Regions from separate parts of the Homo sapiens genome. Here region 1 is linked to region 2. A link is a loop called in an ENCODE intact Hi-C map of the cell type or tissue named here. Cell type or tissue: heart right ventricle. All regions are shown on one strand. Links, peaks and the distances in the headings refer to the core of each region. The heading gives the core; the rest is flanking DNA. Region 1 overlaps MAGI2 (membrane associated guanylate kinase, WW and PDZ domain containing 2). Region 2 overlaps MAGI2 (membrane associated guanylate kinase, WW and PDZ domain containing 2).

Evidence for each region. Hi-C counts contacts between places; a loop is a spot of excess contacts. Peaks named below come from ENCODE experiments on the same cell type or tissue, not always from the same donor. Only the 100,000 strongest peaks of a DNase experiment are listed, where the experiment ranks them.
Region 1: it touches region 2 in a loop (4-fold over the local background); 2 of 110 quality-filtered maps call a loop at or near these places.

Annotation. Positions count from the first base shown.
Region 1 is chr7:78,102,428-78,119,014 of GRCh38, reverse strand. The region is part of intron 20 of MAGI2 (membrane associated guanylate kinase, WW and PDZ domain containing 2); the gene reads left to right. Among named protein-coding and RNA genes, the nearest start is that of DDX3ILA1, 120 kb to the right of the region's middle. In heart right ventricle, for the core only: no CTCF peak of the experiment used is centred there; no DNase peak of the experiment used is centred there.
Region 2 is chr7:78,167,479-78,184,065 of GRCh38, reverse strand. MAGI2 (membrane associated guanylate kinase, WW and PDZ domain containing 2) reads left to right here. Exons shown (of 22, transcript NM_012301.4): 14 at 5,964-6,055; 15 at 15,958-16,150. Among named protein-coding and RNA genes, the nearest start is that of DDX3ILA1, 190 kb to the right of the region's middle. In heart right ventricle, for the core only: no CTCF peak of the experiment used is centred there; a DNase peak (open chromatin) is centred at 8,549.

The DNA.
Region 1 (16,587 bases), core at 774-8,773, 61 kb after region 2:
CCTCCATGTCTTTTAATGGCTTAACAGTTCATTTCTTTTAGTGCTGAATAATATTCCATTGTCTGGATGCACTACTGATTTTGGCAATTATGAATAGAGCTGCTATCAATATTTGTGTGCAGATTTTTGTGTGGACATAAGTTTCCAAGTTCTTTGAGTAAAAACCAAGGAATGCAATTGCTGGATCATATGATACAAGTATGTTGAGTTTTGTAAGAAACAACCAGCAGTCTTCCAAATTGGCTATACCATTTTACATTCCCACCAGTGACGATTGAGAGTTTCTGTTTCTCCATATCCTCATCAGCATTTGGTTCCGTCATTGTTATGGATTTGGGCCATTCTGATAGGCATGCAGTGGTATCTCATTGTTGTTTTAATTTACATTTCCTCGATGGCATATGATGTGGAGCATCTTTTCATATGCTAATCTGCCATATGTATATCTTCTTTGGTGAGGTATCTGTTAAGGTGTTTGGCCCACTTTTTATCAGGTTATTTTTCTTTTTATTGTTGAGTTTTAAGAGTTCTTTGTACATTTTGGATAACAGTCCTTTATCAGATACATCTTTCATAAATATTTTCTCCCAGTCTGTGGCTTGTCCTTTTATTCTCTTGACAGTGTCTTTTGCAGAGCAGAAATTTTTAATTTTAATGAAATCCAGCTTCCTAATTATTTCTTTCATAGATTATGCCTTTTGTGTCATATCTAAAAAGTCATTGCCAAATCCAAGGTCTTATAGATTTTCTGCTATGTTATCTTATAGGAGTTTCATAGTTTTGCATTTTACATTTAGATCGGGATCCATTTTGAGTTAATTTTTGTGAAAGGTGTTTTGGTCTGTGTCTCGACTCATTTTTTTTGCATGTGGATGTCCAGTTGTTCCAGTACCATTTGTTGAGATAACTATTTTTTCTTCATTGCATTGCCTTTGCTCCTTTGTCAAAGATTAGTTGACTATATTTATGCAGGTCTATTTCTGTCTATTCTGTTCCATTGATCTATTCGTCTATTCTTTCACCAATACCACACTGTCCTGATTACTGTGGCTTTATAGTAAGTCTTGAAGGTAAGTAGTGTCAGTCTTCCAACTTTATTCTTCTCCTGGCTATAGTATTTTTAATGTCATTTTAAAATTAACTGTTAACCAGTGAAGAGAAAGGCAACTGAATTTTGTATATTGATCAATTATATCAGGCAAAATTCACTGAACTCTCTTATTACTTCAAATAATTTATCTGTACCTACCTCTGGATTTTCTGCATAAAAATCACATTTTCTCTAATTAGAGTTTTGAGGTTTTTTTCCCTTTAAGTCCTTTTATTTCTTTTTTTTAAATTTCATTGGCTTGGCTTACTGTATGATGCTGAATAGAAGTGGTCAAAGCAGGCACTTTTGTTTATTTCTAATCTTAAAGAGAATGCTTTTTAAAATTTCATTAAACATGATGTTTAATAGGTTTTTATAGATAACCTTCAACAGATTAAAGATGTTTTCTTCTATTACTAGTTTGCTAGGAGAGTTTATTATGAGTAGATGTTGAATTTTGTCTACTTTTTCTGCATCCATAGACAATACCATCTGATCTTTTTCTTTTATATGGTAATTAATATGATTAATCATATTAAAGGATTTTTATGGTTCAATTACTCTTGAGTTCCTGGGATGAGCCCTATTTATTCATGATGTATCATTTTTATGCATTGATCAATTCAATTTTCTGTTATTTCCTTTAAGATTTTTATATCTATGTTATTGAGTAAGATTGGCCTATAATTTTCTTGTAGTATCTTGGAAAGATTTTGATATTAATGTTACCCTAACCTTATAAAATGAGAAATAGAATAATCCTTTTTGTTGCTGTTGTTTACAGTTGTTGTCTGGGAAAGTTTATGTATGTTTTGAATTATCCTTGAATGTTTGGTGGAAGACACCTGCAAACTCATCCAGATCTAGTATGTTTTCTTCATGTGAAAGTTTTAGTTCACTAATTATGTTTCTAAATAATTATCTTCAGATTTTCTATTGCTTTTTAAGTCTATTCTGATAAACTGCTTTTCTTCCTAATAATTTACCTATTTCATCTTAGTTTTCAAACTTTTTATATCATTTTTATTTTTATCTTATTTCATTTTTGAGACAGGATCTTTCTTTGTCACTCAGGCTGGAGTGCAGTGGTACAAACATGGCTCACTGCAGCATCAACCTCCTGAGCTCAAGTAATCCTCCCACCTCAGCCTCCCAAGTAGCAAGGACCACAGGTGTGCACCACCACACCTGGCTGATTTGTTTCTTTCATGTAGAGATGGCTCTCACCACGTTGCCTAGGCTGGTCTCAAACTTCTGGGCTCAAGCAATACTACTGCTTCAGCCTCCCAAAGTGCTAGGATTACAGATGGGAGACATCACACCTCACCTGCCTGCTATTTTTAATGTTTGGGGTATTTGTATTTGTGTCTGTTTCATTTGACTACTGTTCTGGTATTCCATTTTTCTTTATTAATCATGCCAAAGATTGTTCAATTTTCTTTTATTCTTTTCAGAGAGTCAGCTTACATATTTGTCTTCTTGCTTATTCATTTCTGTTTTTATACTTAATATTTCATTCCATCCATTCTTTCTGGGTTTACTCTGTTGTTCTTCTTTTTTTTTTTTCCTAAGTTGGATGCTTAGAGTAGTAGTTCTTAGGCTTTCTTCATTTCTATTAAAATACAAATTTAAGGCTGTAGATTTAATATGTAGTATGTTCATTAAGTTCCAAATACATTCTAATTTCCACTGTGATTTCTTCTTTGACTCATGAATTATTTAGAAGGTGTTTTTGTTTTTTTATTTCTGACTGTATGGGGATTTTCTAGTTAGTTTTCTACTCTTAATTTGTCTTCAGAGAAAATACTCCACAAGATTTCAGTCTTTCAATTTTGTTGCAACTTGCTACAAACTTGGCCTAACATGTTGCATTTTTTATATATGATCCATGTGTGCTTGGAAAGAATGTGCATTCTGCAATTGTTGAGTGCTGTGTTGTATAGATTTGTTCATTGGATAAGGTTTGGTTATTGAACTATTCAGCTATTTTATAGTCTTACTAATTTTTATCTATTTGATCTATTAAATACTGGGGTAGGTTCTTAAAAATCTTTGCTAATGGTTTTGCAAATTTTTCTTTGAAAAGCAGTTGACTTTTTTTGATGGAAATGGGGCCTCACAATGTTGCCCAGGCTGGTCTTAAACTCCTAAGCTCAAGCAATCCTCCTGCCTCAGCCTCCCAAAGTGCTGGGATTACAGGCATCAGCCAACACACCCAGCCTGAAGAGCTATCAACTTTTACTTTGTATGCTTTGAGGACATGTTTTTTGGTACTCAGGTTATTTCTTTTATTTTCCAGGTGAATCAATCCTTCTCATTATGTAGTGACCTACTGTATCTCTGTCAATGCTTTTTGCTTTAAAGTTGGTCTGATATTATTATAAGCATGCTAGTTTTCTTTGGTATGTCTCTTTTATCCTTTTGCTTTTAACCGTTCTGTGTCTTTATACTGTATGTGTTTCTCTGGCCTATTAACCTGGATTTTTTATATTTTAACAATATATTTCACCATGGTCATTTCAGTCAATTTACATTAATTTTATTTACTTATACTTGTATTTAATTCTATCATTTTTGTTCTTTTCCTATTAGTTTCACTTATTCTATCTTACCCTTTTTATTTTTTCAACTCTCTTTTGAATTGTTCTTTGGGGTTCCGGTTCATGCAAGGATCTCCTATTAGACTTTCCATTTGTAGCCCCTAAGCTGATTTTCTATCATTATTGCCTAGTCATCAAAATGGAAACTCAAGGTTCCCAGGAATCAGCAGTTATTTTCTGGCTACAAGCTGCCTTTTGTACTTGTTTACCTTCCAGGAGTCTTATTCTCACTTTGCTTTTGGCATCAGATGATTCTTTACTTTCTTCCCTATTCAGCAATGGTAAGGTTAGGGAATCTAATCCACCATATTGCCATAAACAGCAGTTAGTAACATTTACCTTTAACGACCAAGTTACAGTAGCTGCAACCACTTCCAGCTTTAGAGCTGGCAGTTGCCCCCTCTCACAGTGTGTCCACAGAGGAACCCCAGAGGGTGCCTCCCGTGTGCCCGCCGCATTCATTCTGTAGCATACGTCCTTATCTTCCTCTCCAGCTCCAGTCCCCACTTGTGTGAGTCCCATGTCCACAAAGTCACTAATGAGTTCTTGCCACTGCCACACAGTCCTGCCTGAGAACACACTCCACAGTCAAGGGGCTGGTACTGTGATCCCTAGGGCTCCCTCATGCACTCCTGGGTCCCGGGCACAGAGAAGCATGGTCCCCTCCACCCTGCCACACACTGTCACCTCAGCACTGCAGAATCCCATTTTATCTTCCTCAGGACCCAGGTGGCTTGTCTGGGCCATAAATGTGCAGGCCTGCCTGGCTGGAGGCTTTGCCTGGACTGGGGAGGAGCTTCTTCATAGCTTGCTCATATCCTGCCACTGGGATTGAATGGCATGGCATACAGTCTGGAAATAATATGCCCCTGAGTTCAGAGAAACAAAGCATTGAGGCTGATTCCCTTAACAAAGACTGTCACGTGGGCACAGAATTTCCCAGTGGGAAAAAGTTGGGTAAAACAGTGTTATATACCCATTGGTGAGTTTATCTGTTTGAGGACTCCAGTCATTGGTGCATGATTTACATCTACTTCATTTATTTCAATCACCTAAGATACTTTCACTGATCAGCTCTCTTAAGCTCACTCTATTTCTTCCTTGCCCTGAAGACTTGCTTAGAGGAAAATTCTTACCTGTCATAGTGACTTTCTTGTCCATTTGTTTTCCTCCCTTGTAAGGAAATAACGAGCTAGTAAAAAGAGCAGGAGCCTGACAGACATATTCAAATACTGGCTCAACAACTCACTGGCTGTCTAGCTCTGACCTGAACAAGTTACCCTGTCAGGGGCTCACAGCTGCTCTATAGCTTTGATCAAATACCAGGTCCTCCTGAGCAGCAGGATCAGTTGAGTCAACTCTAGCAATTAGTGGAATGATAGCTTGTCCTCATATCCTGAAAGTAATTTCACAGAGAGTCAATTTTACTGATCTAATCAATGGGAATAATATTTCCAGGAAGGGTAAAGTGCCTAGTTCAATATTTCTGAAATTTCTTCTATTCTTCTACTCTCTTGTTCTCCCCAAGGCCTGTACTGTTATTTATTAAAATACAGGCATGCATCTCTTGATGACAGGGATACATTCTGAGAAATGCATTATTAAGTGATTTTGTCATGCAACTATCAAAGAAGTACACTTACAAAAACCTAGATACTATAGCCTCCTACACACCAGGTTACAGCTCCTACCCACCAACCTATAGCTCCTAGGCTACAAACCTGGACAGCATGTTATTGTACTGAATACTGTAGGCAATTTTAACACAGTAGTATTTGTATATCTTAACATATCTAAACATAGAAAGGGTAGAGTAAAAATATCATATTAAAATATTATGGGACTACCATCACATATGCAGTCCACTGTTGATCAAAACATCATTATGTGGTGCACGACTGTACTCACTACTCAGCACAGAGGTACGGAGAGCATCTTTTAAGTAAGTATGTATGTCAAGAGGCTACAAAAGCTTTCAAATACAAATCAACTTGTATTTTCCTCCCCTCAGCCTGCTAGATAAGATGGTTCCTTTTCAAAACACTCATCTGATCTATCTGCTTACTGTTTAAAACCCTTCCATGGCACCCCATGGTCTTTCAGATTAAAGATCAGACCCTCATCACAAGGCTGCCAGGCCCTGCGTGTTCTATCCCCAGTCCCCCTCCCTGCGTGTTCTATCCCCAGTCCCCCTCCCAGCTCATCTCACACAGCTCCTCCATCCCTTGCTCTGTTATCCCACCAACCAGTCTCTCTCCCCATGCTTCTTCCTGCCCATGGGGCTTTTGCACATGTTGCTCCCTCTTCCCAAAAGGCTCTTCCCCCACCCGTTCCCCTGGGTAAGTCCTCCTCATCCTTCACATCCCACTTCAAGCATCACTTCCTCAGAGAAGACTTCCCCGTGCTTTCCAGTTGGGTCTCATCCACCTGTCATTGGCTGTCCCAGAAACAGGCACATCTTCTTCATAGCATTTGTCGCAGTGATAATTTTACATATTTGTGTCTGATCACTTTATGAAGTCTGTCTTTCCAGAGCATAAGCTCTGCAAGAGCAGGAATCATGTTGCTCTGGGCTGCCCACTATACCCCAGGGCCCAGGGCTGTGTACCTGGGGCACTCAGTAAATATTGACTGCTGAATGCATACGTGAACAGAAGCTGTCAAAGTACAGAACACTGCAGTTGTGTTTTCCAACTCTGCACATTCACTAGCTGTGCTTTTCAAGTCCATGGCCACAAAGATACCTGATGAACCAGGACATGGGATTGCGCAGGTAACTGACTATATGAATATATGTGGCAATTCAGTCTAACTCGCAGTCAGCTTTTTTTATAACGTGCCTCACTGTAAATACATCGTCCCTGTTCAGATATGCCTAACTAAGATTTTGCAGAATCAGTGAGGTTGTATATGCAAAACCCTATTGTGCCTAGCATTAAGAAATGCCTTTAATCTTAAACTAGGTGACATTCCAAGACTTGTTTCCCTTATATGTAAACTATCTCTCACCAAACGTGGATGACAAGGAAAGAATGGAAATAAAGTAAAATAAGGTCAAACAGTAAATAATAAAGAACTTCAAAAGCACTGGGTATGCAAAACATGACAGAATAAAAGTTACAAAACAGGTGTGCTGGAGGCTAGTAGAAAAGGTACACAGGAAAGCAGTGCAATCTGAATGATGTGAAAGCCAGAGCTTAGCAGAATATACCAACCCCACAGAGCTAAGCCCCTCCAGGTCAATGCAGACAAATGACCTAAGGAAGTTGATGAAATCAAAAGCATGAGAGAAGAGAGATAACAAGTACATAAGAGGGAAATAAAGCAGCCTGTCTAGAGAAATAAAGCAATTGTATGGGCTCAGGTAGATCATTTCGAGGGCCCTGCATTGCAAAGATCGTCCACCCAATGTTTTATCACGTCTGGGTGCTGAAATTCAGCCAACCCTGAAAGCTCTTCTCTGCATACAGCGTGCCTCTTTACAAGCCATCCCAAAGACCATTTCGTCCAGATGCCTGGTTGTCTCTCAGCCATCACTCTTAATCATCCTTCAGATTGTCTGCAAATATGAGTTCTTTTCCCTTTATTGTCTGGCCCTGCTCCATGCCTTTTACGAAGGAAAAGAAAAGCCTCTCACAGAGATCAAATCCATTACCTTTTTCTTTTCAGAGTCTGACCTATGAGCACTGTGTTAAATGAGTTACACGAGCTGCTTGCAGCAATGAGGGAGAGCGTGGTGTTGATTAGAGAAGAGAGCCATGGGGAGCTCCATTGTCAATTATTCAGGGGCTCATTACCTCACATGAGGAGGACTCCATTTCTTTGCTCTGTTTCTTCTTCTAGTAGATGCCCAACTTTGAACCATTTCAAAAGCATCTTCCCATGAGGGCTAGTTAAAGGTTTGGTAAGGAATCAAAGGGCTGAGATTGCATCTTGGCATGGAAAGACATAGAAAGGAATTGAATACATTAGAAGTGTGAGGAGAGTCTTTGATTTTAATTATTCATGGTGGGGGCCGGTGCCTATGGAAAAGAACGAGAAAGTTTACAAACCACTGCTGTGATCTGAAAAAATACACTTTACTTGCCTCTTCAGTGAGGAGAAGGGTTGTATCATTTTCTCTTTTAAGCTTAACCGTAATTTTTCTGTCTTTGCCTGAGAATAAATTACAATTTCTTCCCTCTTCATTTTTACAAAGCAGTGTTTACGCAAATTTGCTCTCTGCTTGAGATTCTTTGTCATTCCATCTCTCCCCCAGACCTAAAGCTTCTGGCAGATGAGCAGGGGAGTCACTCAGTTTGCCCAGTTACCTTCTACTTTCCATTTTCATCAGAAAATGGATATGAAATGCACCTTGATCATGATTCACACAGGATTTGGTTTGCATGGCAGAGCGACTCAGAAGCTATGGAGAGCTGGGTACTGTATTCTTAAATGTGAATCTCAGGCCATTCACGTTTCTTCTTTGGGGTGCCCAGAAGTGTTCTCCTGATTGGCAGTCACCATTGTCAGACCCTGTCCCCTTCTTTCTTTGTGGCTGCTTCCTAGCTCTGGCTGTGTTGAACTCAGAGATGGCATTGCTCCTGCCTGTGGAACATTGCTGCTTCCTTCTCCAGGTTGAAAAGATCTGACTCCTGCATGGTTCAACTTGACAAAATATTTCTTTTTTAATAAATACAAGTAGAGCCCATACAAAGGGAGAATTAAGTACTTCTCCATATGGGGATCACCCCTGCTGGGTCCCGTAATAAAACAGCACAATTCCCAAGGCAGGCTTATGTCTCATTATTTGGTCAAGCATGGTGCGGGGAAGAGGTAGGGACTGACATTCCTCATAAATGCCTAGCCTGAATTTCCAACTGCCTATTGGATGTTCAGCGCATTCATTTTTCATCTCAGACCAGTCACGAGTTGTTGTTATGCCATCTTAATGCCATCTTAGTGTCCCATGTCTTTGTGTAATTATCTGCCTGAAGGATGCATATACCCCTGGTCTTTAGGATGGTATCAGCTGAATTAGTCTCTTGTGGAAGAAAAAGACTCCTCAACCTAGTAGCATGACTGTGCTTGTGTATGAGACCTTGGGAGAAGAATGAAAGCCCAGAAAGGGAAGTTAAGGGCAGATGTAAGTAAGCAAAAAGACAAATTAATGAATATTGGAAAGAGGTTGTTTTCAAATACTGCCTCCCTTGCTTTAGAAAGGGAACAGCCAGGAAAACTGGAAAATGTACTTCTATCAGGGAATTAGGAATTGGAGAACAGGGAATTGGGGGCAAGCTCCCGAGTCAGTGCTCACAATTAACTACTTAACTAGGGGGCGTGCTCAGGCCTGAGCAGGGGCTGGCCTGAAATAAGCCAGTACACCTTGCTTCAGTCTGTGTCTTTCTGGAAATGGGCACATACATTTAGGAAATATAAGTCAGGTCTCAAATTATGCATTCTTTCATTTCATTCCATTGCCACTGCCACAATACAGACCCTTGTCTTTGCTATCCTGAACTGTTCCAGTAGCTAGATGGGTCCCACTAGCCTCAAATTTCTCCTATTCATGCTTCCTACAACTACCAAAATTGTATTTCTAAATCACAGGTGTAATTAAATCACTTGTTTCCTCAAAAGTCTTCAACAGCCTGCCTTTGCTTGCAGGATAAGATCTAACTAGGTTCACAAGTTTTTTTGTTTTGTTTTGTTTTGAGACGGAGTCTTGCTATGTCTCCCAGGCTGGAGTGCAGTGTCGCCATCTCAGCTCACTGCAACCTCCACCTCCCGGGTTCAACTGATTCTCCTGCCTCAGCCTCCCAAGTAGTTGGGACTACAGGCACGTGCCACCACGCCCAGCTAATTTTGTGTATTTTTAGTAGAGACAGGGTTTCACCATTTTAGCCAGGATGGTCTCGATCTTCTGACCTCGTGATGCACCCACCTTGGCCTCCCAAAGTGCTGGGATTACAGGCGTGAGCCACAGGATTTTCTTTTTTTTTTCTTTTTTCTTTTTTTTTTTTTTTTTTTTTTTTTTTTTTTGAGACGGAGTCTTGCTCTGTCGCCCAGGCTGGACTGCAGTGGCTCGATGTCGGCTCACTGCAAGCTCCGCCTCCTGGGTTCGCGCCATTCTCCTGCCTCAGCCTCCCGAGTAGCTGGGACTACAGGCGCCCGCCACCACGCCCAGCTAATATTTTGTATTTTTAGTAGAGATGGGGTTTCGCTGTGTTAGCCAGGATGGTCTCAATCTCCTGACCTCGTGATCCGCCCGCCTCGGCCTCCCAAAGTGCTGGGATTACAGGCATGAGCCACCGCGCCCAGCCCGGATTTTCTTTAAAAGGCCTTCTACAGCCTAGTCCCATGCCATTTTCCATCCTTGTATGCTACTCTATTCCTCCAATTTATACCAACCATTGCTGTTTCCAGGACACACACGATGTATATATTGATAATATATCATGTTACATATATTGATATATATAGATATAGATATATTGATATCTTCCTCTAGGTTTGGGAAGTTCTCTGTTATTATCCTTTTGAGTATATATTGTGTATATACACACAAACACATATATACACACACTCACGTATATACACTCACATATGTGTGTGTATACACACACATATATACACTCACATATGTGTGTGTATACACTCACATATATGTGTGTATACACACACACACACACACACACACACATACAGAGAGAGAGAGAGAGAATGAGAGAGAGAGAGACCGACCCCAATATAACAGCAGGTGGAAATCTCAACACCCTGCTTTCAGCAATGGACAGATCATCCAGACAGAAAATCAAAAAAGAAACACTGAACTTAATCTGTACTATAGACCAAATGGACTTAACAGATATTTACAGAAGACTTCATCTGACAGCTGCAGAACACACATCCTTCTCTTCAGCACATGGATCATTTTCAAGAATAGACCATATGTTAGGCCACAAAACAAGTCTTAAAAAATTCAAACAAATTGAAATTGTATCAAGTATCTTCTCACACCACAGTAGAATAAAACTGGAAGTCAGTAACAAGAGGGACTTTGGAAACAATACAAATGCATGGAAATTAAACAATATGCTCCTGAATGACCAGTGGGTAAATACAAAAATTAATAAGAAAATTAAAAAATTTCTTGAAACAATAAAAATGGAAACACAGTATTCTAAAACCTATGAGATACAGCAAAAACAATATTAAGAGGAAAGTTTATAGCAATAAGTGCCTGCATCAAAAAAGTAGAAAAACTTCAAATAAACAACCTTACAAAGCATCTTAAAGAATTAGAAAAGCATGACAAAATCAAACCCAAAATTAGTAGAAGAAAGGAAATAATAAAGATCAGAGCAGAAATAAATAAAATTGAAACCAAAAAAGGATACAAAAGGTCAACAAAATGAAAGCTTGGTTTTTTGAAAAGATAAACAAAATCAATACTAAGAAAGAGGGAAGACCCAAATAAATAAAATCAGAGATGAAAAAGGAGACATGACTACTGATACCACGGAAATATAAAGGATTATTAGAGATTACTATGAATAGCTATATACTAATAAACTGGAAAACCAAGAAGAAATGGATAAATTCCTAGACATCCATAACCTACCCAGATTGAACCTTGAAGAAATCAAAATCCTGAATAGACCAGTAACAAATAATGAGATTGAGGCTGCTAAAAAGTTTCCATCTGAAAAAGAAACCAAGAAAGTAATCTCATTTACAAAAGCTTCAAATAAAATAAAATGCCTAGAAATAAACTTAACCAAAGAACTGAAAGATCTCTACAATGAAAACTATAAAACATAGATGAAAGAAATTGAAGAGGACACACACAGGAAATGTTTTATGTTCATAGATTGGAAGAATTAATATAGTTAAAATGTCCATACTACTCAAAGCAACCTACAGATTCAATGCAATCCCTATCAAAATACCAATGACATTCTTCAGAAAAATAGGGAAAAAATTCTATATTTATACTGAATCACAAAAGACCTAGAGTAGGCAAAAGCCATCCTGAACAAAAAGAATAAAACTACAGGGGTCACATTATTCAAATTATACTACAGAGCTATAGTAACCAAAACAGCATGGTACTGGCATAAAACTAGACACATAGACCAAAGGAACAGAATAGATAACCCAGAAATAAATCCAGATATCCACAGGGAATTCATTTCAAGAAAGGTGCCAAGAACATACATTGGGGAAAGGACAGTCTGTTCAAAAATGGTGCTGGGAAAACTGGATATCCATATGCAGAAGAATGAAACTAGACCCTTATCTTTTGCCATATACAAAAATCAAATCAACATTGACTAAAGACTTAAATTTAAGGCCTGAAACTATGAAACTACTAAAAGTAGTTGGGGAAACTCTACAAGACATTGGTCTGGGCAAAGATTTCTTGAGTAATACTTCAGAAGCACAGAAGACCAAAATAAATACAGACAAATGGGATCACATCCAGTTAAAAAGTTTCTGCACAAAAAGAAAACTATCAAGAGAGTGAAGAGACAACCCACAGAATGGGAGAAAATATCTACAAACTGTCTACCTGACAAGGGATTAATAACCAGAATGTATATGGAGCTCAAACAACTCAACAGGGGAAAGTAAAATAATCCTATTAAAAATGGGCAAAATATCTGAATAGACATTTCTAAAAATAAAATATATACAAATGGCAAACAGGTATATGAAAAAAATGCTCAACATCATTAATCATCAGAGAAATGCAAATCAAACCTACAATGAGATATCATCTCACCCCAGTTAAATGGCTTTTATCCAAAAGATAGGCAGTAACAAATGCTGGTAAGGATGGGGAGATAGGGGAACGCTTGTACACTGTTGGTGGGAATGTAAATTAGCATAACCACTGTGAATAACTGTGTGGAAGTTCCTCAAAAAACCCCCTAAAAGTAGAACTATATGATCCAGAAATCCTGCTGTTAGGTACTCAAAAGAAAGGAAATCAGTGTATTTTAAGAGATATGTGCACCCCCTTGTTTATTACAGTGGTATTCACAATAGCAAAGATTTGGCATCAACCTTAAGTGTCCGTCAATGGATGAATAAAAAAATGTGGTACATATACAGAATGGAATACTATTCAGCTACAGAAAAAGGAATAAAATCCTGTTGTTTGCAACATGAATGGAACTGGAGGAAATTATGTTACATGAAATAAGCCAGGTACAGAAAGACAAATTTCTCATGTTATTACTTATATGTAGGAGCTAAAAATTAAAACAATTGAACTCATGTAGACAGAGATTTGAATGATAATTACCGGAGACTGGGAAGTGAAGCAGGCAGAAGGGGGAAAAGTGGGGATGGTTAATGGGTACAAAAATACAGTTAGATAGAATGATGAAGATCTAGTATTTGATAGCACAACAGGGTGACTATAGTCAACAATAATTGATTGTAGTTTTAAAAATATAAGTAGAATTGAAATGTTTCTGATACAAAGAAATGATAAATTCTTGGAGTGATTGATACCCCAATTACTCTGATGTGATTATTACACATTGTATGCCTGTATCAAAACATCACATGTATCCCATAAATATATGCACCTATAATGTACCCATAACAAAAATAAAAAATAAAAAAAGGAAAATACAACAATAACAATAGAAAAGTGGCGAAGAGGCAACACGCATATCACAGAAGAGGAAAATGAATGATTCAAACATATGAAAAGATGTTCATTACTAACTAGAAAGAAAATTAAAACCATAATGATATACTATTATGTTTTTCATTTCCACCATAATAATAGAAATGTATATCAATTTTATATCAAATGATGACAAAGATATAAAGCAACAAGGACTCATATCCTGCACATAGAAATACACAATATGCTACAAACACTTTGGAAAATTTCCTTGCATTATTTTGCAAAGTTGAAGTTGCTCAGACCCCAGGACCTATCAAATCTGTTCTCAGGGATATACTTGAGAAAATCTTGCACATGTGTATCAGGAGACCTTTAGAAGAATGTCTGTAACAGCAATGTTTTCAACAGTAAAAAACTGGAAATGACCCTAATGACCATCAACAAGAAAATGGTTACTTAAGTTAGTATTTATATAACAGGAAACTATTCAGCAGTGAAAATGAATACACTATAGTAATATACGTTAACGCCAGTAAATTTCACAATGTTGAGCTAAAAAAATCAAGGGAATATAAACAATGTCTATAAAGTTTAAAAAATGTGAAGCTAAGCAATATATTATTGAGGGATATAGCCATATATTATAAACTATGAGGAAAAGCAAAGGAATGATAAACAGAATTCAGAAGAGTAACTTCTGGGAGATGAGGTGGGAGGGAGGAGACACATTGTTCTATTTGTTAAGGCGGTTAGTGATTGCATGGGCATTTATTTACTATTGTTGTTTAAGCTGTATATATATATTCTATAATCTCTTTTCTACTTTGATATATTTCATAATAAAGATATAGCAAACAGTGTGCTATTGGAGTGCTGATGAGGGAGCACTTCATCTGAAAGGAGGTGGGAGTGGGAGATGAGAGGCAGGGATCCGTGAAGGCTTCATGGTGTAGTCAGAACTGGTTCTTGAAACATGAGGAGGGTTTTAAGGATAGAAATGGACAGAGAGGAGCTTCCACTGGGAAGAACAGGATGAGGAAAGACTTAAAAGTGTGAAATGGCATTGTGTGTCCTGGAAACAGCAATGGTTGGTATAAATTGGAGGAATAGAGTAGCATACAAGGATGGAAAATGGCATGGGACTAGGCTGTAGAAGGCCTTTTAAAGAAAATCCGGGCTGGGCGCGGTGGCTCATGCCTGTAATCCCAGCACTTTGGGAGGCCGAGGCGGGCGGATGACGAGGTCAGGAGATTGAGACCATCCTGGCTAACACAGCGAAACCCCATCTCTACTAAAAATACAAAATATTAACTGGGCGTGGTGGCGGGCGCCTGTAGTCCCAGCTACTCGGGAGGCTGAGGCAGGAGAATGGCGCGAACCCAGGAGGCGGAGCTTGCAGTGAGCCGACATCGAGCCACTGCAGTCCAGCCTGGGTGACAGAGCGAGACTCCATCTTGTTGAACAGCCCCTCTCCCCATCCTGTCCTTTTCAGAAGTTCTCATGAGCTGCTCCCCTGCTCCATTCCTCACAAGCACAGCCAGGGAACAGGGCCCCTAGATATCAGGGGCATTAGTAATGGCCAGCCACTTTGTTTTGTTTTGGTCCCCAGTAATTACACCTCCCAGGAGTATTGTAGAAGCCCAAGAGAGGCCCCACCAGAGCAGAGCTGATCCCAGGCTGTGTTCAGGTAATCCACCGTAGCTCAGATATCACAAATCATGGAGAGGTATTTGTTGTGTTTTGGAGTGCCAGTTTTCTTACCTACACATTGCCAGTAAAATGAAAATTCGAGTGGATTCACTTTGCTTTTCAACTACTAGAGTGAGTTAAAATGGCACTAAATACAAGTATAAAGTTCTTTTCTGAATCATGCAAGCATGAAAGGGAAATATTTCAATTCATAGCCTCGATAAATTCATGTGCACTGTACTTTTTCCATGCTTTCAATTCTGAGCAATTGAACATGTATTTATTCATTACATACCAGAATAAACATTTCTAGAATATGCAGACAGACACTGTGAGGCACTGTGGGAGGCAGAGTAGTATACGGGAAAGAGCCTGGGTTTGGGCAGAGCCCAACTTCGTCACTTACTAGCCGGGTAACCTCAGCTTCCTCATCACAAAAGAAAGGTCAATGCATACCTACCTTGCAGAGTTTTTGTAATAATTAAACAAGGTAATTAATATAAGTGCCTAACACTACCTCATGTGTTCTAGGGCATTAATAAATTGTTGCAAGTATGATGATGATGAAAAAGAGAGGGAAGTGTCGGAAGGATCATTAATTATGATAAAATGACTCAATCCCTACTCTTTGGAAATATATACTTCATGTCTGTATAGATCAATAACTCAGAAACAAGGCTGACTACAAATGAGAACTATAATTATCACAACCATATTTTCAAAACCAAAAATTAAAATGTGATCTGAGAAGTAAATGAATGTAAGAGCATATTGGGATCTAATATCAAAAATTGGGATTGTCCCAGAATATCTAAGGTATGCAATCCCTATAGCTGTAACAGAAGCACTGATCATCTGCAGTGGGAAAGATCAATTTTGTCTTGAGGAGATTCCCTAAAAGAGGTGAAGTTTAAATGGGATTTTAATGGGACTTCAACAGGTAGATATGAGGAAAGAGAGGAGGAATTCCAGATAGAAGAAGGAGTCTCATAGAACAGGACAGAAGACATGGCCCTATCCCCCAAGTGCCTTTTTATCATATGGAAAAGATTATAGATAATCCTCAGGACTCCAGAGAATCCCCCCGGGTAGGTATGGAAGCAGGAAAATAAGACGGAAGTAAAATCAGCAGAACGCTGCGTACCACCTCACACCCGCAACCCTGTTTCAGACAAAGCAGTTCTGCTCTTATGTATTATCTATTGCCTTTCTCAAGTAAAATTTCATTTATAAAAGACTTTCCACTGCTTAATGAAAAGTAAAAAGTAATATTGTTAGGTAGTGTGCTTAGCCTTGCCTTGTTTTCTGTAACTAATCTATGTAGCCCTTTTGGTGAGCCTAAGATGACTTTTGCTTTGGTTACTTATCTTGCAAAATTGTGTGAGTCCTACCGGAGACAGAAGCCAACAGTGCTGTGGGATGTCACTTGGGTCTGGGACTGTCTTTTTGTGGGGGAAAGGGGGAAGTTTAAGATAATTTTCTTTTTTAAATGTTTTCCAGCTTTATTGAAGTATGACTGACAAATAGAACATCATATGTATTTAAGGGGTACATTATGATATTTTGACGTAAGTGTGCCT
Region 2 (16,587 bases), core at 4,655-12,654:
ATATGCAAAGTAATAGTTTTTACCTTTTTAAAAAATACATTACTTAGAAGACAAAAGTTATAATATAGTTGGGGTATATTACGTTACTGTGCAATTCACATTTTGAAGAAAAGAACCAATCCAAATAGTTGGTTGAATGTCCACACAAGTTATCAGAATATTCTGGAAAATCATGACTGCATTTAAAATAAATATATCTTGCTTGGCGCTGTGGCTCATGCCTATAATCTCAGCATTTGGGAAGCCAAGGTGGGAAAACAGCTTGAGCCCAGGAGTTCAAAACCAACCTAGACAAGATGGCAAGACCTCCATCTCTACAAAAAATTTAAACAGCTGGGCGCTGTGGCGCATGCCTGTAGTCCCAGCTACTTGGGAGACCGAGACAAGACGGGAAAATGGCTTGAACCCAGGAATGTGAGGTGGTAGTGAGCTGTGATCACACCACTGCACTCTAGCTTGGGCAGCAAAGCAAGACCTCATCTCTAATAAAAAATACAAAAATGGCCGATTGCGGTGGTGCATGCCTGCAATCCCAGCACTTTGGGAGGCCGAGTCTGGCAGATCACGAGTTCAAGAGATCGAGACCATCCTGGCCAACATGGTGAAACCCCGTCTCTACTAAAAACACAAAAATTAGCTGGGCGTGGTGGTGCTTGCCTGTAGTCCCAGCTACTCGGGAAGCTGAGGCAGGAGAATCGCTTGAACCTGGGAAGTGGAGGTTGCAGTGAGCCAAGATCACACCACTGCACTCCAGTCTGGCAACAGAGCGAGACTCCATCTCAAAAAAAAAAAAAAAATACAAAAATACAAAAATAAGATAAAATAAGTAGATGCCCCATGTTTTTTGTCACATTTATAAAATGTCTCATCAAATTATGTTATGATTCTGACTCAGATACGTTTATCATAATTATAAGGTATATTATTAACTTTACCTGCATAAGATCCTTAGGTACAGAGGCAAAATTGATAGTAGGAAGTTCTAAATAATACATATTTATGAAACTAAGTGATAACTCCATAGTGGAATAATGCTGTGGTTCATTGGGACTAGGAGACTAGAGAGTGCCTTAAGGCAACTAAGTTCAGGTAATGTTTATTTAGCAACTCCTACAGACTGTGCATAATGGAACACTATAGATGGCCAATGATAATTATGCCATCACCTAAGGAGAATATTAGTGAGAAACAATGGAATCTATGGCCAGGAACTTTGAATGGGCAACTCCACCCAAAAATAAGAGAGCCAGGAAATGGGGTGTCACAGAAACGACTTCCAAAGGAGATCTTTCCTTGTTTAGGATCAAAAGAAATCTGAAGTCATAAACAGTGCATCAACGATATCAAATAAGGCACTGAAATCAATCAGTATGAGGAAAGAAAAAGAGGCCATTTAATTTGGTCACTAGCATGCATAGTGACCTTAAAGAGTGCAGTAGTGCTAAGAGAGAGCATAAACCAGACTGGCAGGAATGAATCAGAGGTAGAATGAAGGCTCCCCTAGAGACTACTTTTCCTAGAAAGAGATGGAAGGAAGGAGCAAAGTCATATTTAGGATGGAAAAATCTGAGCTCATGTGAAGGCTGAGGAGAGAACCAAATAGAAACTGGGAGATGGCTTCTACTATGGCTAACACGTGCTTGGTCACATTCACATACCCACAGGGATAAAGCAAACAACTAAAGAGAAGGGATATTTTAAAGGATGGAGTATTAGCTACTTACTAGGTAATGTTAGATTTGAGCAACAGAAACTATATAATTCCTGTTTAACTCTTTCTATATCTGGAGTGCATAGAAATCCAGAAGTCAAGACCATGTTTAATAACCTTTTTTGATTCCTGATATCTTCCTCATGCTAACTTTCCTAGATCTCTTTACAAGGAAAAGCCCAAAAAGTGATGCTCTTTCCAGCAGGAAAAATTGAATAAATGTATCCTCTGTGCCAAACTGTGATGATAAGCCATGGTACTTATGTTTTAATTAAAACATGAAAGGGGATTCAAGTACCAAATTTTAATTGACATGTTTACAGCAGCATCCCATATGCCAAATTAATTCATAAAAATGTTGTTCTTTGCATTTCTGAAGATTGAATCCATTCATAAAATTAATCAGTTGTGTTCAGTTACCCAGCCTTTTCCCTAACTGTGCACAGAGCTACTTCTTTCAAAAGCAAGACTAAGGAAACATACAGCATGTGAAGCCCCTAGAGTCTTCATGTGAAGTAGGAATCAACTTTTGAAATCTGCTTTTCTTTATTATGAGAGAGGTTGTCCTGATACCTGGATGTGCTCACCATTTGCTACTTTTTAAAGTTCGTTTTTGCAATATTGGTGTGAGCCCAGAATAAATTAAGACTTCTAAATTTCATTTCAGTAACTTGCCACAGTGGTCATGTAAAATTCCATCTAGGAAGAGGATCATGAGATGCTTTGTTCCATAATGCCTGAGGATCCGAGGACCCAACTTCTAAGAAGCAACACTAGCCACAGCTGGCCACTGAACACTAATATCCAAAGAATGCTTTGTGTCCTCTTAGTCCATTTCTTTACAACCACTGCCTCCTCTTGAGCTGCATTAAGCGACACCTGAGAGTGTCTCTGACAGTTCTGCAAAAAGTGCTGAGGAAAAAGAAGATTTTTTTAAAAAGAGCACAGAAAAAATAAAGAAGGGAACAGAAGAGTAAAAGGATGGGGCACAGTTAAACAACATGCAAAGCAACTCAGGTCCAAATAGGTGTCTACCAGACACCCTCATCTAACAACCTCCCTGGTGCATAGTTTCTTGAAACAAGAGAAAGGAATAGTGATTGTTAACTCTGTTGCAGTGAGGTAAAGAGATGGCCCTTGGATTTCTTCACTTTAAGTTCTTGCATTAATAAGGAAAGAGACAAAACCTGATACAGTAATTGAAACATGTCGTCGGGCCAGAAGAGCAACTAGGGGAAAGTCAGAAACATCACAATCTGCGAAGAGAGCTAACAAAGCAGGAAGGAAAAAGAATGATGTCTCCCAGCTTTGTACATATAATTTTAGTTATTTTGTAAAGCCAGACTCCAAGGAAAAAAAGAAACCAAAGAAAAATTATCTTCCTAAAATGTTCTTATTTTCCCTAAAAAAAAAAAAAAAAAAAAAAAAAATACTGCTGCCTCAAGGCACAATCTATCATATGAACTTTTTTTCCAGTTGACTATTTCTGTAAAATAGTCCAGACCCTGCAGCCTCTGAATCTGTGTTCAAAATTAACAAAGAAATAAAAAATAAATCACATCTACCAGCATTCTTCTCTAAGGGGTCTCTCTTTGCCTCTGTTTCCTGCTCATGAACCATGAAGCTGGCCACCCCTGCTGGGAAGAATGGAAGAGTGAAGATGAAATAAATGGCTGGCACATACCACCCTATGTTTGAAATCAGGGTGGGTCAGAGCAACAGGATCGGTATTGTCACCAAAATGTGCAAGAAGAGCAGGAAGAGGAGAAAAAATGCCTTATTCGTGTCTCTGTTCTTCAGAGTTCAATAAAATTTACTTGCTAAAATCTAGATTTTTCTCCTAAAAAGAAGTCATAAGTTATTCATTAAAGAAAAGCCCCTTAATTCCTCCAGGAATCACAGATTCTCTGACAAAAGACAAACTTCTTGTGCCTTGACACCTCTGAAAGTTCCATTCCTGAGATGGTCATAATTTCGGCATTTCTTTAGGGGAAAAGTTTTACGTAGCAAATAAGATGGATCACACAATAAAGGTCTTGTAAAGCTCCTTGTGCAATATGGATGGGTGCTGAAGTCACTGGAAGAACAAGTTCCCACTTAGCATATTCAGTGGTGATGCAAAAGTGAGAAGAATACAGGAGATGAAAAGTTCTAGTTAAACATATGCTGGCTCTATCATTTTAAGTGTCACAAATACAGCACCTTCTATTTGTATTTTTAATGTGTATGTGGTCTAGAGTTCCTCCCAGCTTAAAGTGACTTACAGAAGAGATTGCCATGAGCAGTTGTATTATCCTCAACTTGTAGAAGTTTGAACAGTGATTGAGCAATATCTGTCATCTCCGATCTCCCCTTGTCTTTCTCCTTCTCTTGGGAGGAGTACAGATACCTGCTATGATTTTGTAGAGCTCTACTCCATCTGCCTCCAGACTCCCAAAGGCTTAGCACACACCCCAATATGTGATTTCATATATGATATACAGACTTCAGAAGAAACTGAGTTCAAAAGCCGGTTGTGTCTCATAGAATGTAAGGCAAAATTTTCATCTTTCCTCTGCCACCACCTCTATTTAATAGGAATGGAATTTTTTAAGTTCTCCCATCTTTAAAATATGACTGATTATATAATTTCTAAAGGATGTGGAGGTCTAACTGGTTATTCTTCTTGCAGAGTTTAATATTATTCATTGAATGGAAAAGGTCTTGGTCATGTGTGCATTTGGTCATAAAAGGGTATGAATGCTCATTGAATCTTGTACAATGCATATAAACATATGTACTTAAGCGCCTGATTCATCTTTATTTAAAAGAGCACCAGATAAATAATCGGCATTTGCCCACGTCTCAGAAGTGAATGATGCCTTTCATATATCCCTGGGAATAGCCCAGGTTGTTGGGCACCAAGGCAAGCCTGTATAATTGTGCTTTGTACACTGTATCACTCCAGCAGTCCCACCTACTGCAGAGCCTGGAAAATATTTGCCTGGCCAGCATTCAATGAGCCTCTCTCTACAACGAGTGCTACTGTATAATCATGTGGCTCAGACATAGATTTTTGTCCCATGAGAATTCTCTGAAATCTCGTCTTAATTTCTACAACTATCCTGTTTAAGCAAGGGGAATTTTACTTAATACCTGCTTCTATCAGTTCTAATACCTCCTTTAAACCATTCAGGTCCAGAAACCACTAAACATTTCTTAAGCAAGAGACAGCATAATAAATAGTTCTTTAAATTGCTGATCATCTGCTGGCACCCCAGCAGTGGACATGAAAGTATGCGCAGCTTGGTCACAACTGAAGTATTTCCCCCTGAGGAAGGTGCCAAGGGGCAAGGGGACAGGCTAAGCATAAATCAGATTCTACTTAAAAAGTCAAAACTTTTTATATTTAATAGTTTTAGTTTCTTCTAAGGCTGAAAAAATGACATTCAGGAGAGTTTTTCATCTTATTTTGAAATACAACTGTGTTCTTTCAGCTGACTTCAGAAAAGTATCTTCTATTTATTTTGAGTACTCTCATGAAGTCAAAAGTCAATCTATGGCTTGCACATTCTAAAATGTTTCGGTGATAAAAGTCCACCTTAGACCCAGATGAATTTCTACCTGTAAGTTATAAAAACCCTAAAGGAGTTTGTCAGAAAATAAATGCTTCTTGAACCTCAATACAAGAAAGTTTAAATTCTATATCTTCTAATTTTTGCAATTTTAAAAGAGACAACTTCTATTGGGCATACGTTTATACCCTACACACACACACACACACACACACACACTCCTAAACTGGATGCATCATGTCATAAACAGATATTAATAAATTACCAGGCAGTGCTTTACTGGACAGTTCCAGGGTTTTGCCATCTGTTCTCTCTTACTTGCGCAATAATTGTTCTAATCAGAGTAAACATCCTCAAAGTGACAGTCTAGCTTCTTGAGGGCAATCTGAATGCTCTCAGGAAAATCAAGAATTATAAAGGCATCAATTTTTTTACTCAGAAAATTCATGTACTCTTTCTGCTTCTGGTAATACCTCAGTAGTGCCCTCGGCTAGTCACTATTATTCCAGGGACAACCTACATTTGGAACACCTACTTTTTTGCTGCCATATTTTTTGTATCCTCTATGGTTTCCATTGACCCTAACAGCACTCTCATTAATCGCATCCACAAAATTAATTTATCATTGGTATGTTCAGTTCCTCAGGGGCTGGGAAAGAGGCAGGATTCATTACTCAATGGGATCTCCTTTATGCCAGGTCCAGATTATAAGGAATTGGATGTTCATCTTCGGAGGATGGAGTCTGGATTTGGCTTCAGAATCCTCGGGGGAGATGAGCCTGGACAGCCTGTAAGTTGAATCTTCTTTATTTCCATGCTTGGGGCTGTATTGTATGAGTAAACACCAGGGAAAATAGTGTTTAGTGTGATATCTAAAAGGAAATGTTTTAGGACTCTCATAAAGAAGTTTAAGCTTTGGATTTTTTTTTTCCTTGCTGTTTTCTTTAAAAAGATCTCACGACATGCAGTTATCTCCACGACAAATATCTCTTTAGAAATCACATTCAATAGGGACATTGCTCTTTTTTTAGAATCGATTGAATTCCTCTTGAGTATTTTCGTTATCTAATTGCACTGAACCCCTGGTATCTTTGGGTAACAGTTTATGAGTAGAGGTAACACCCACCTGGGAACAGCAGAATTATGTATGTTTTTAACCAAAACAGCAAAGGAGATAAAACACAGGGATAAACAGAAATAAAATCAAGCTCAGCACTGCAGAATCTCAGCCAGATTTGAATTAAGGGATTACCAGAAGGTGTTCATAAAGTCAACTGCAGTTGGCCTAATATATATTGGGAAATCTAGAAGGGCTTTGTAGAACACTTTGTGTGTGTGTATGTGTGTGTGTGTCTGTGTGTGTGTGTGTGTGTGTGTGTGTGCGCGTATTCACAGTGAAACATAAAATACTAGTAGTCACTAATACACAGAAAACACAGCAAGGCTAGATTTATGAGCATATGTTAAAATATAAGCTATAAAACACTCATTGTAAAAGATGTGTCTTAAATGGTACCCAATGTGACTAAGTTAGGTCCACGAAAGTTTTGAATAAGTGAAGGGCCTGAGCAGTGCAGTCAGCTATCTACATCCCATCCGGCTCTGGCACCTGAACTCCATCCTAGCTCATGTAAGGGAGTTAAATCTTAAGCCTCAGCTTTCTCATCTACAAGATGGGGATAACAATAGTGCTCTATTGTAGAGTAGATTTGAGGATTAAAGGAGATAATATATATATATATAAAGGTCTTGGCATTATGTCTGGATCACATTAAGTGCTGAATAAATGTTTATCATTATCAATTTTGTTTCTCTTGTTACTAGATTCTCCCAGGAAATATACTATATATGTGTGTGTGTGTGTGTGTGTGTGTGTGTGTGTGTGTGTGTGTCTATATATGGTTTTTAAATATACTATATGTACTACAAATATTATATATATGTGGTTTTCCTGAGACAGAGTCTTGTCCTGTCACCCAGGCTGGAGTGCAGTAGTGTGATCACAGCTCACTGCAGTCTCAACTTCCTGGACTCAATCAATCCTCCTGCCTCAGTCTCCTGAGTAGCTGGGACTACAGGCATGTGCCACCATGCCTGGCCCCAGAAAATAAAATTTAAAATAAAAATAAAACCTGGGCAGAAATCTTCAGGAGAAAAAAGTTAATCTAATAAATGAGAGGAATCTGAAACGGTTAAAACTGTCTCAGAGTAAAGTAGATTGCCTGGGTGAAGAGTGGGCTCCTTCCCACAAGAGGTATTCAAGCAACCAATGGGAACCTGGCAGGAACCCCGAGGCGCTTCCTCTGCCCTGCGGGAGGAGTTGAACTAGATGATTGATGAGGTCCCTTTCTACAGAAAACCCCAGGAAGCTGAGCTTATACTCCAAGGATGAGGGCTCTCCAGGAAAAAAAGACTTATTTCCGAATTCCTGGGGATGAAATTTGGCAACAGTCAACCAGAACGTCACTAACTTCCCAGCTGCCAAAGAAGACATGAAGGTGCTTTTGCCAAGGAGGATTGGCCAGATTTTTCTTGGTGCTTTGAGAGGAGGGAAAATGCTGAGGTAAAATACAGGGCTCAAGTAACTTCAGACTTAAATTTATTCAGAGACTAAATTAAGAATCTCATGTCACAAGGAAAAGGAACTCTTGGCTGTGTTTTACTCCCATTCACAGCTTTGTTTACTCTCCCCCATCTCCGATTCTGAGATTACCAGGGATCCTAGGTGACCGAGTCAGCCCTCCAGCCTCCCTGCCCTCTATAACTTACCTTGTTTTATAATAGAGAGAACTGAAAACATTCTCAAGTCCCTTCATATCTGTAAGCATTTAACGCACTGATTTATGCTACAGAACCTCCTGACCTCCGCAGGATATTTATACAGCTTGGCTTCCTTCAGGATTGTTCATGTGTCTGCCGATTTTGTTTTAATCAGCAGGATTTTAAATTTCTCCTAAGCAAGGACTTTGTCTTACCCTTTTTTTCCAACATGAGTACTCCATAATTGAAAAACGTGTCATTATCCAGAGTGAGCCAAACTCGAGGTTAAGGTCACAGTCTTCAGACTGCCACCTCTGCCCAAGACTCCTGGCGTCTGCTGAAATAAGTTTGCCAAATGTCAGAGTCTAAGGGAACAGTCTCCACAGACCACCCCAACTTTAAACACTAGCTCTGAATCTGGGGGCCCCACCATGTAGTAGGTTCGCCGTGCACTGGTTGCCAACTTATCTGTGTCTGTTGAGACAGAACACCCACCCACACACCAGGCTACGTGAAGTGGATTTATCACTTACAGGGAGGCAGCAAGTGACAGTAGAAGCCAAGGATTCATGAAGAGCAAGTTCCCCAAGGCTCAGGAAAGCTGCCTAGGACAGATGGAGTCTCCACTCACACTTGCACCTCAGCTGAGGGGCCCCAAAAAGCAGCCTACTGTGGGTTTTCTACCCTGGAGAAGTATGTCACACTGGACTCAAGCACTGAAGGACATCCTGTTTCTAGGGGGGACTGGAACAAAACACAGGCTGTTCCAGCTAGCCCCTCTTTATCTCAAGATGTTGTGTTCCTAGCACCTTCTATAGTTATTCTTGACAACTACAAGAGAAGAAGGGGAAAAAATTGGGTGAGTCCAAGGCCACCCAGAGAACTGTCCTGTGCTCACAGCTTTCCTCAGGTCCAATAATTCACTAGAACAACTCAGAACTCAAGAAAGTGCTGTACTTATGATTATGGTTTGATTGTAGTGAAAGGATAAAAATTAGAACCATCCAAAAGAAGAGATGCACAGGATAAAGTCTGGAAGGGTTCCAAATGTGACACTTCCATCACCCTTAAGGACTTGTTACCCTCCAGCATTCATGCAGAGAGGATTGCCAGCCAGGGATGCTCACCCAAGCTTTGGTGTCCAGGGTTTTTATCCCAGTGTTTTGTTACATGGGCATGATTGATTGAACCATTGCCCACAAGGATGACCTCAATCTTCAGCCCCCTTTCTTCCTCAGAGGCCAGGCTGATATCATGTGGCTCAAAGACACAACCCTCTAATTACAATGCTGGTCTTTCGGGTATGGTCAGCCCCTACCCTAAGATTATTGGTGAGGCTGGCCCCATCCTGGGTCATCTCCTTAGCATAAACCATCAGGTATGGTCAAAGGGGCTCACCATGAATGACAAAGACACTCCTAATTCCAAGGGTTAACCTTTCAGAAACCAGGGAGAATGGCCAGACTTCACTTTGGGCTGAGACCAAATTATTTATGGCAAAGCCATGTGCTTAAAAGATATCAAATGAATGAAACAAAATGAAACCATGCTCAAAATAAAATACAACTTTAAGGCAATTTTTGTATCACTTCTGTGGGACACTGAGCACTTGCTGAAACAATTACAGGGCATTTAAGGGTAAACCCATCTAGAATCCATTGCACTTATACTAACATAATACTTCAAACTTACCAACCTAAGGGGTTTCCACCAGAAAGATGAGCTCTCTGTTTGTTCCGGAATACACTGACTCATGTGCTCTTTTTTCCCCCTTTTACTAATCTCTGAGCTCCTCGAAGGCAAGGACTGTAATTTAATGGTGTTTATGTGTTCCAAGCCTAGCCTGGTACAGTAAATATTTATTAAATGGAATTGAAGACTGTATTTTTTCCACCAAGTCAAAACTGTCACCTGAGCTTCTCAGAACAAGTAAGGATCTGGAGTTTATATTTTCTGAGGCCTCTAAGTTCTACAGGCTCTGTAGAATTAAAGTGGCCTAGTCCCAGAAACAGAGATAGCGTCCTGGCGGCCCTATAGCATGTTTTTTTTAGTTCCCCCAGTATTTTACAATTGTTGAGCGCCGATTAATTTCATCTTTTGAAAAACGGATTTTCATCTTCTCTTGAAAATTAAATTTAGCAACATTGAGCTTGCCTTTCTCCATGACAACAACTGGCTGGAACTAAGCAATGGCCCCTTTTAGACTGAGCCTGGCTGCAGTTCCCAAAACTCCTGTATGCCTGTGCTACTCTTTAAAGCTACTGTCTTTGAGATTCCCATCCCAGTACCCAACCCAGAGGACTGAATTAAAAGACATTGGAAAGATGAATATTTTATGCCAATTGAGCCTTCAACCAGGGCCAGATAATTACAAAACCTAACCTAAGCACGGAAAAGATTATCAGGTCCTTTCTCCCATTAAGAAATACAAATAACATTAAACTATAAAATAAATATTAGGCAAAGCAACAAAGTTTCTAATTCTTTCTATGATACTTACTTTAATAGAGTCTTTACAAAATGAAATTCTGAATTTATTGGACCCCTTGGCTCATGCTTTGTCTGCTTTGGGGGGAAGCCAGCACCCCATTCTGTAGATATTATCTTCAACCGCTCCCCTCCTCCTCCAAAAGCAGAAGGGATTGCATGACTGAGTCACAGGGAGGGAATAGTCTTGGCTGGCTCAAGAGGAGAGTGGCCTTGCTGGACTTTGCCTGGTGCAGAAGCAATAGAATTGTTACCAGAATGGAAGATGTCCTGTACGAAATGAAGCTCAGATGCGTGAATGCAGCCATGATCACCACCCAGCCTCAGGACATCTTTCTGCCTGGTTTGTACACAAGTTCCCAGGTTCCTATCACTTCTGAATATTGGCTTTGCATTCCTGAATCCTTTCTCCCCTCCAGTGGGCAGTCATCAAGTATTTATGATAAGCCTCCTCAGATTACATGGATTGCTGGTTATCCTGTTGTGTTTACTTAGATTTATTCCGGTTTATTCCTTCATTTGAATGATTTAAGACATATTCATGCTGCAAGTTAACAATTTTGACATTTAAGCCATAAAGTAGCAGCCTAAGTCTCTCCAAAACAACCAAAGCCAAAAAATTAGTCCTGAAAACCAGAATATTGAATCTCAGAATGACCCCGTCTGGGAGAGTGAAACTGTAAAGATCTCCCATAAGCCTTTCCTTCCAGCTTTTCCACATTCTAAGTCCAGAGATAACAAACAAAATGTGCTAGCCTCATTTAGTTGCTGGTGAGCTACAAAGGGAGAGGCATGTAAGGTGATTTGGTCCCAACTAAAGGAGGTCTCATAAAGTACATCAAATGGGTTTCTGCCTCTGTATATACGAAATGGTATTGACATCCCAGGGTGCACATTAAACACAACAGCACGGCTTTCAGCAAATAATGAACAGCAGGACTCCTGCTCAGACAAAGCATACGGGCATTTTTCCTGCAAGAGGAAATACTTTTCACAGTTAAATAACAATAGAAATAGAAAGAAGTGAAAAGTTGCCAGAAAGGAACAAAAATGGGATTTCCAGCTGTGAGCTGAGGAGATGGAAAGGCATCAAGAGGGAGAGATCTGGAAAACACTGCATGGGAGAAAAGCCATTCAAAGACAGACGATGACAGACCTAGTCTTTGGCACAGGAGTGTGGTGCACACTGGTTGGAGGAGTTTCAGAAGGAAAGAGCCTGAAATCTGCTCGCCATAGTGGCAAGTTGTCCCAGGCTACAGATACTACAGAGCAGATACTACTGGGCTTAGGCTAACATCGGGCAGTGCAGGAAAGAATGAAAGCGATCAAAAGGCCTGGAAAGGTGGTTTTGGGTTTGTGTGTGTCTTACTTGTTGGTTTTTTTTCTTTTTAGTGTGAGTTTTTCCCCTGACTTACTGGCACCGCAGCCACTTGAATGTGAATTGCTGTTATTTCACATCAAATGTTCTGTTTTGTTCTGTGCCCTCACAGCGAGAGATAAAGTAGAATTGTTTTGTTTCTTTGGGGTTTTAGAGAAGGCAATTGAAAAGATAGGGCCACAGATCAGTTGTTCATGGAGAAGTTCTTTCTTGCTCTGTTTTGCCACAAAGCTCTCCCTTCAGGGCCAAAACAATGGGGATAGGGAAAAAAAAACAAACAAACAAACAAAAAAACCCTCCTCCAAGGGGGCAGAGAAGAGAAAACTGAATAGTGGAACTGAAGGGTCAGCTGAGGCTGAAGAGTCCCCCTGGGCTAGAGGGAGGTAATGAATGGGGCAAGGCTAGAGTTGGCTGGAAGGTTCACTGGCCAGTGGGCCAGGGGTCAGCAAGACTAAAAGGGTGTGACCTGGTAAGTAAGGGATCCTGATCCCAGGACCAGTGGTAACGGGAATAGGTGTCTTAGCAGAACTACAAAGCAGCTACTGTGATGGGTCAGGGAGCTCAGGTCTTGTGCTCAGCCAACTTGGGACGTGATCAGTGAGACCACAGATCCTGTGGCTATTGGGAAGTGAGAAGAATCAGAGCCTTGCTATCAAAGGGTGATTGATCTGAGGACCAGCAGCATTCAACTCCTGGGAGCTTGTTAAACCTGCAGAATCTCAGGCCCCTCCCAGGCCTGCAGCATCAGACTCTCATGGGGTGGGTCCAGAACTGTTTTAATAAGCTCACCCGGTGATTCCTATGCATCCAAAAGTTTGAGAACTACTGACTTAAAGGGTCAGATATCCTGAAGCATGTTCGCAAAAGCTTAAGCAACATGAGAATGTATGCATTGGGAAACCAATATGAGTTACAGTGCAAGATACAATCATAGATTATCCAGTCCCTACGGTGGCAAAGGGGAAATAATAGAATGTGTCAAGGGTACAAATCATATTGGAAGTAAATGAAAAAAGTTGTTTTTTTCTCAGAATAGAGAGATATATCGAGCTATCTCTGTGTCAGCAGTGAAATATAATGCACAAAGGTGCCAAATGCCAAAGGCTAAGGAGCACAGCGGCAGGAGAGCTGGAAGCAGTGACGGTGCAAGTGGTCAGCCTCTGCCCAGCAAAGGCTGCAGCTCCTGATGGATGGAGCAAATGTAACTGTACAATACCGCTAATGGGCAAGCAGCACTAGCAACCACACGGCACACCATGCTCAGCTCAATTCAACTTTATTTAACAGTATGGCAACCTTTTTTTGAAACACAGCTAAGGACACATTATATAATGTAACTATATAATAATATATACATATAATAATTATGTAATACTATATAATTTATACTTGTGTTATAGTGAATATGCTATTTATTAGATATTCAATTGAAGGGGTAATTGAATATACTGCCTATTTAGAAATAAATATATAAGAGGCCTACTCTAACCAACTCTAGCACTACCTTGACCACATGACTGACACCAATCTCCACCACCGTATTTCTTCCATAGTACATCCTTTCTGGCATCCTATATAATTTACACATTTATTATATTTATGATTGTCTGACCACTAGAATGGAAGCTCTATAGGGTAGTGATTTTTGTTTATTGTTCACTGATGAATTTCCAGCACCTAAAAGTATCCTGGGCTCAATGAATATTTGTTGAATAAATGAATTAATGAGGGGAGTACTTCATATCACAGCAATATGGTAGAAAAGCAGATCTTTTACTGGGCTCTGTTTTTCAATACATGATATTAAACTGCTGGCACACACTGTAATGTTGAGAGTATCTGTAAATGTTGCTGTATATCTTGCTGTTCTCCTACAGCAAGAGAGGAATTTTCTGATGTGAAATTTCATCTTTACTATTTTTGTATAGGGCCCAGTAGCAGCTATGGCTCTCTCAGTTGTAACCACTATTTTGTGTTTTACTTTCATCAGTTAGAATCAGAGCTATACCTTAAAATTGATTATTAACCAGCCAAGAAGTTCACAAGCCATTTTCTTTCTCTATTACTAGCTGTAAAGTCTCTCACTAAAGTGTATCGGAAAGCTAAAGGTTGAAGCATTTTCTTAAGGCCAAACCAACTAAACGCACCTTTTCATGGGACAGTGGAGAAACATTTGTTTTAACTGGCTTTTGCACAAAGCACTTACCAAATCTTTGAAGTGCTCCATAGTGGGTTGAGCCTTTTGAAGAATAGATTGGAACATCTTTATAAAGAAACTCATAAATTCAGGTTGGCATGACAAGAAGGGAAAGTGGAGAATATCAGAGCATACCCAACTTCTGGACTGTAGTGAATGGTTACAGTGAGTTGCAGGGAAAGAACTGCACTGTGCAGCCAGTCTAAGGCAGGAGATGTCAGGCCTGTCCTGTGACAGCAATCATGAATCATTTGTCAGAACACTTAATATTCCACACAGAAGCAAATCTATTTCTCACCCTACCTCACTCCCCAGGAATAAGGGGAAAGCAGAAGTAGTGTGGGAAATTTTCATTCCTATGTAGAAAGAGAGCTATTCCATGGACTAAGTCTGTGATGCCCTTCAGACTATAACTTTGCACATACCTGAGAAGTCCTGGGTGTTCAGATCTGGCTATCATGTTAACAGGCCACACTGAGCAGTGAGACTAAGTACAAAGGCAAGCCCGAAGGTCATGATGGAGCAACTCTGCAAATTAGCTGGAATTCACAGATAGGGGATTTGAAAGAAATTATTATGCCTGAAGGAAATCAATCTGGAAGCAAGGGATTTAAAATGAAACATAGCCTCTGTAGTATCATCAGGCTAATGGTAACCACTGCCATCAGCTGCTGTGTGGCTAAGCCACTGGCAAAAGAAAAGGGGGACCTATTGGTCATGAGTTTGAAAAATTGTTTATAGGTTAAACAGCAAAATTAAAATATGTAATACTATTTTCTTTCCTCTGAGAAAGAAAAAAGCCCTGCTAATGCACACTAAACTGAGTGCCTCTAATGGGACATGGGAAAACTTATGTGTTGCCTTTCATCACAGTCCCTGGTTCAGGGAATTATAAAAATAACCACATTTCCTAGACGGGTACCTTCTCACTTCCTGGCACAGTAGCCACCCAAACAGCAGAAGCACTTCAGGGAACAGGCAGAACTGGGAATGTCCTTTGCGTAGAGGACAGTGCTCTGAGGAAGTATTCAAAAGAATAGAACAAAAATCTGGAGAAGGTTTGAGATTTTTTTGAGTAAGTCAACTGGCCAGAAAAAGCCAACTATGAGTTTGCTTTGTTTTGTTTTGTTTTCTCCTTACCCTCCAGCTTTTCAAAGCAAAGAAAAAGAAAACTTTCAATCTTTGTCAGAATTTAAAAATGTGCAACAGCTAGTTTCCCCTTGAGTCTTTTTGATCCCTCGTTAAGTGCCGTGAAAAAAGTTAAATGCTTCACATGAGTTATTTCATCCAATTCTCCCAATAACTCCATGAAGTAGGTCTGATTATTATTTTTCTTATTTTGCAAGTGAAGAAACTGAGGCTCACAGAGTTTAAGAAGCTTTACCCAAGACCACACAAATTGTGAAACGGAGCCAGAATTCAATCCTCACCTTGTTTCAGCCAATTAGCATCAGATTATTTGGGATTAGAATTTTCCTTAAGGGTATTCGTCATTTATGATGAGCCAGAAAGCAGGTGTCCCCAAAACTTCATGGCAGTCTGCAGCATGTTCAAAATATTTATCTCTAGCACTAAACAACTTAAAAGAGTTGAAAGGGCATCTTTCCAACATCTCATTTTTTACTTTACAAGTGCATGCTCAGATTTGAGGGCAAGAGATGGAATGTGAGAATCAAATCTTCCACAAGTTATATAACTGTATATAAAAAGGAAAAAGATGGCGTGAACCTGGGAGGCAGAGCTTGCAGTGAGCTGAGACTGGGCCACTGTACTTCAGCTTGGGCAACGAAGCGAGACTCTGTTTCGAAAAAAAAAAAAAAGGAAAAAGGATTGAAATGTGAATGTCCTTTCCTTCTCACTGCTTCTCTAGATTTTGATTGGAGCTGTCATTGCCATGGGCTCAGCCGACAGAGATGGCCGCCTTCACCCAGGAGATGAGCTTGTGTATGTTGATGGGATTCCAGTAGCCGGCAAAACCCACCGCTATGTCATCGACCTCATGCACCACGCAGCCCGCAATGGGCAGGTCAACCTCACTGTGAGAAGAAAGGTGCTATGTGGAGGTATGTACCTGGAGCCTGCTGCAGGAATCGAGGGTTAGGTGGTAAGATGCTTTTGTGAGACATGGTAAGGCCACATGAAACAAAATTTTAAATCCATTTCTACATTATATGAGGAAGGAAACAACCTAGATATTCCAAAAGTAATGATGATTTTGAAAGTGCTGATTTTCACCCCACTGGACAAAAATCCAGTCTTTGAGGCCTGCATTTTAAATGTATTCATTAAAAATTTCTAGAATAGCCTGGGGCTAATTTAAGGTATGTATGCTCTCTGCTTTCTGGTAGTTTCTAGTTCTAAGAAGAACATGATAGTCATGGAAAATATGCCATTTGAAAATGTGTTTGCAAACCAAGAGCCACAGCATTTTGATGCCATAATGAGGCAACCAGGATGGAAAATTAGCTTTCATTGTACAGCCTGATAAAAGGTAACAATA